Linked DNA regions of Homo sapiens: region 2 is linked to region 1. A link is a loop called in an ENCODE intact Hi-C map of the cell type or tissue named here. Cell type or tissue: stomach. All regions are shown on one strand.

Region 1 (2,500 bases):
CCTCGCTCCACTGCTGAGGTTACTATGGGCAACATCTTGGCAAAATGAAGAGTGAGGGGGAAGAAATCACAGAAGCTCCTGATCATCCATGAAAGAAAAAGCAGTGCCTCAGGACTGGGCTATGCCAGTGCCTTCCAGAAGGCTTTGAAGAAACTGGGAAGGAGATGGGGACTGGCACTTCCTGGGCATCTACTATGTACGTGCCCTCACAGACGTGATCTCACCCCTCATTACACACCTCCCATGGTACGGATGATGCCACTGAGGCACAGGAGGCACACATCCACACCAGACCATAGGTGCCTTGGCTTCTAGTGTCTCTGCTGCTTAACGTGGTGTCCTGGAAACGTCTCTGGATAGAAACACTGGTATCTTCTGGAAGCGTCTTCTCCTCCCCGTGCGGTACATTGCTCAGACTCCATAGAAGGCCAGCTCTCCTAGAGCCACAGAAACTCCTCCATTCTGGAGCAGGAGCTAGGCACATTCCCAGAAGGGGGCTGCCCCTCCTGAGCCCTTGCTAGTTTAATGATATAAGTTGTTGCTAACTTCATCCTATCTGCCTTTAAAATAGCAGCCATCAGAAAGGCAGCCCAGAGAGCTGGCCTGCAACCCAGCAGAGCCTAAAGGGGGCCTGTAATGTCACGCCGACCCCATCTTCAAATCACACTCCCTGTGGTGGCCATCCCTAGAGACCTACAAACAAAAGCTCCTGTTCTTGGCAAGCCTCTTACAAGCAGGACAGATGCAGGAATTGGGAGTCAGAAGACCACGGTGTTCTTCCAGCTCTGAGCCCAACCATCTGGGTCACCTTAGCTGAGCTGCTCCTTCATGTCCCCAACCCTTCTGTTCATACAGCATGATGGTGTAGAAAGGGGTCCAAAGGGTGTTGCTGAAGAATGCTCAGCCCCCTGGCGCTGTGTCTGTACTAAATAAAAGTCTGGTAACAGATTCCAAGTCCCTGAGTATCCTGGTTTGGCTGTACTCAGTCGAAGCGTGATTGATAGTGACATCCTGTGGACACAATAGGTAACTGCATCAGCTTGGACAGAAGCCAGAGGATGACATCCAGCTTCCCTCATTACATGGAGAGGAGCTGATTGCAATTAATCACACTCATCATCTTACACAGGGAGCTGTCTTAGAGCTGGGAAAAAAAATTAGAAAAACAACCTTCAAGGCCAGGCGCGGTGGCTCACGCCTGTAATCCCAGCACTTTGGGAGGCCGAAACGGGTGGATCACGAGGTCAGGAGTTCGAGACCAGCCTGGCCAACATAGTGAAACCCTGTCTCTATAAAAATACAAAAAATTAGCAGGCATGGTAGCGGGCACCTGTAATCCCAGCTACTAGGGAGGTTGAGGAAGGAGAATCGCTTGAACCCGGGAGGCGGAGGTTGCAGTGAGCTGAGATCATGCTACTGCACTCCAGCCTGGGCAACAGTGCAAGACTCTGTCTCAAAAAAAAAAAAAAAAAAAAAACCGTCAAGCCACAGATTTCTCTGCCATCATCCTCCAAGTTACATCTATTTCGTTTAAATTTGTCTGTCTTCAAATACTGGCCTGATACAAGAGTCTAGTGACCATGGAGGGAAAGTAATGTCAATAGCAATGTTAAAAGCAGAAAGATGTAATGGGCAGTTTACTCTTGCCATGAATTTCACATGCATTATCTCATTTAATCTTCCCCCAAACCCAAGGAGGTACATGTTCTTATCCCCAATTTTCAGATGAAGAACCTGAGATGCGGTGCACAAGGAAAAGCTATGTTTCAAACCTGGACAATCTGTCACCCGCCTGTCTTAGTCCATTTCGTGTTGCCATAACAGGATACCTGAGACGGGGTAATTTATAAAGAAGAGAGGTTTATTCAGCTTACAGATCTGTTGGCTGGGAGAATCAAGAAGCATGGCCTCAGCATCTGCTCAGCCTCTGGTGAGGGCTGCGACATACAGAAGGTCAAAGGGAGAGTGAACACTTGCAAAGAAGGGAAAACCCAAGGGGCATCCTGGCTTTATAACAACCCACTGTCTTGGGAACAAATCCATTCCTACAAGAATCCAGTCTTGCCAGGGTGAAAACTCACTCTCCACTGTGAGGATGGCACTAAGCCCTTCATGAGAGATCTGCCCCCATGACCCAGACACCTCCCACTAGGCCCCACCTCCCACCACCACCACACCGAGGGTCAAATTTCAACATGAGTTTAGGTTGACGCAACCATATCCAAACCACAGTAGACTCCATTCCCTTTAATCACCACTTTATGCACCTTCACTGCCTCTTGTGTCTACCTGGCCCACCCCATGCCATGGTAATCCCTCCTTCCTAGAACACTGGAGAAAATTCCACTTCCTGGGATACTGGCTTGAATTCTCCAGACTGAGTACCTCTGAGTCACCTTCTGTGGCAGCAAGGAGGAGGTGGATAGGAGGAGCTTTAGGGTTAGACAGGCCTGGGTTGGAATCCCAGCTCTGTGCCTCGCTGTCACTAGCTGTGTGTCCT
Region 2 (2,500 bases), 200 kb before region 1:
TAATCTCATCTACTCAAGAGGCTGAGGCAGGAGAATTGCTTGAACCTGGGAGGCAGAGGTTGCAGTGAGCTGAGATCACGCCATCGCACTCCAGCCTGGGTGACAAGAGCAAAACTCCATCTCAAAAAAAAAAAAAAAAAACAAAAAACAAAGAAAAGAAAAGAAAACGAAATGCAATAAGGAGTCTATGGGCTGAAACATCTACCATAACATCGGGTGCTCTGTAGACATCTGCTCTATCTCCCCGAATAAAGTGAAGTCCTTGTCGTCTGGGATCATGTCTTTTTTTTTTTTTTTTTTTTTTTTTTTTTTTTTGAGAAAGAGTCTCACTCTGTCACCCAGGCTGGAGTGCAGTGGCGTGAACACAGCTAACTACAATCTCTGCCTTCCAGATTCAAGCAATTCTCATGCCTCATCCTCCCGAGTAGTTGGGATTACAGGCTTGCACCACCATGAGCAGCTAATTTTTTGTATTTTTAGTGGAGACAGGGTTTCCCCATGTTGGTCAGGTTGGTCTTGAACTCCTGACCTCAAGTGATCTGTCTGCCTTGGCCTCCCAAAGTGCTGGGATTACAGGCGTGAGCTGCCGTGCCTGGATGGGATCATGTCTTTTAAATCTCTTATAATCCATAAAATTCTCCAAGTTCCCTGCCTGTAACTGAGTGCCCAGGTGCAACCCTGAGGGTTATGTGTGGGCAAGAAGGAGAGGCTATGAAGTAGCAAAATGTGTGATGGACAAGTTATAAATTTGTAATGCTTATGGATCAATAAAAACACATTTTTTCAAGATAATTTTGTTCTCATCTTTTGCATAAAATGGAAAAGGCAGCAGTTGTTCTTATCAAATCTTATTTTTGTTTGGGTGGCTTTGGCGAAATGATGGAGATTACAGGGAAGTTAAAATCTCCCCCACACCCCACCCCAACCCTCCAGGCCACCCCTTGACACTCAAGTAAGAGATGGGTGGCCAAGCCCATCTGCCTCAGCGGCCCTGGGAGCCTCCAAAGGTGGAGTAATTCCCACTTGTGGCCGCTAGGTGTCAGGTCAGCTCCAAAAGTCATCCGGAGAATTGTGCTTTGCCTTCTCCTAAACTTGGGGTCTTAGCAAGTTTCTCTGATCTCCCAAACTTCTGCCCCTGAGGAACGCCAACTTGGAATCTGAGCCTCGAAAGGTCCAGCAGCCCAACCCCTGGGCAGACCTCTCCAAGGCTCCGTGTCCTCATTGTGACCATCTTGCACCCTTGTGAGGAAGAAAATCAGGCACCCAGGAAGAGCTCCATGAATATTTATTCATCTTCTCCAGTCAGCCCGCCCTGAAGCTGGGCAGACCGCAGAGAGGAGTCCTGCTCCATGAGGACAGGACTGCACAAGCGCTTTGTCAGTTTGGCAGGTCAGGAGGCTGGCAGGCAGGAGGACCCCAGCAGCAGCTGCAGCTTTCCCATGGAGGACGAGGCAGAGGTAGAGGGGCCTTGCAGGAGCAGGAGGGGCGTCAAGGTCAAAGATGGCTCAGAGGCGCTGGCCCAGCCTTCAGAGGTGGTCAGGCTGCAACCCAGAGAGACGGCACCCTGTGCTTGCTGTCCTTCCATACCCGACTCAATGCGGCTTCATGCACTCACTCCTAGCATCCTTACAGTGATTCTGCATAGTGAGCACTGTAGAATCCCCATTTTGCAGCCAGGGAAACGGGGGCGGAGGGGGGCGTGTGGAGAATTTAAGCATTTTGCCCAAGGTGCCCCAGCCAGTAAGTAGCAACGCCAAGATCCAGGCCCTGGCAATACAGCTGTGGCTCCCTGAGGGCTTAGCCACGTTGCCTCCCCGCCCCTCTGCCAGGCTGGACTGGCTAACGGAAGGCGGCGAAGGCTGAGATGGTGCTCTGTGTGGCCAAATTCTCAAGGGCAAGTTGATGCCCTCTCCCCACCAGCTGCATGGCTCAGAAATTGTGCTGGGAGCAGGTGGGAGAAGCGGAGTGTGGATATCTGTGTACTAGAACTATGAAGGGATTAAGCCTGCGAATTCTGGCATTTGACACTCCTGGGTTTGAATTCTGTTTGGCTTCACCAATTACCATCTCTGACTCTGAGCAATTCATTTATCCTCTCTGAATCTCAGTTTGCTCATCTGTAAACAGGAATGTTAGTGGTACCACCTCCTCTATAGGGTGTGTCCTCTGTGGCTGGAGCAGATGGAAAGAAGGAAAGCATGGTGGAAGTGAGTTCAGAGGGAATGTGTTCAGGTCAGGTGGGGGCTTGAAGGCCATCAGAGAACATGGCTGTGAAGATTTAATGAAATCACACACATGAAACACCAAGCCCAAGGCCTGGCATACAGTAAGTGCCTAATATAAGCATGCCCTCCTTACAGTGGTGTTCCACTCCTGAGAGGGAGAGGTATGGGGAGCTGGAGGACCAGCAGAGCACAGGAGGGACCAAACTGAACAGCTATCTTTGAAACACCCAACTAATAGGTGTTGGAAATACCATGGGGGGTGTTCCAATCTCAGG

Evidence for each region. A loop is a pair of places that touch in the nucleus more often than their neighbours do. Peaks named below come from ENCODE experiments on the same cell type or tissue, not always from the same donor. Only the 100,000 strongest peaks of a DNase experiment are listed, where the experiment ranks them.
Region 2: it touches region 1 in a loop (5-fold over the local background); 108 of 110 quality-filtered maps call a loop at or near these places.

Annotation. Positions count from the first base shown.
Region 1 is chr14:77,069,836-77,072,335 of GRCh38, forward strand. LINC02289 (long intergenic non-protein coding RNA 2289) reads right to left here. Exons shown (of 3, transcript NR_110553.1): 2 at 1,875-1,937; 3 at 1-1,011. Among named protein-coding and RNA genes, the nearest start is that of LINC02289, 5.1 kb to the right of the region's middle. In stomach, a CTCF peak has its summit at 1,026 (motif pointing left); a DNase peak (open chromatin) is centred at 1,006; H3K27ac peaks cover 306 bases.
Region 2 is chr14:76,871,943-76,874,442 of GRCh38, forward strand. No RefSeq gene overlaps it. Among named protein-coding and RNA genes, the nearest start is that of LRRC74A, 47 kb to the left of the region's middle. In stomach, a CTCF peak has its summit at 1,034 (motif pointing right); a DNase peak (open chromatin) is centred at 1,049.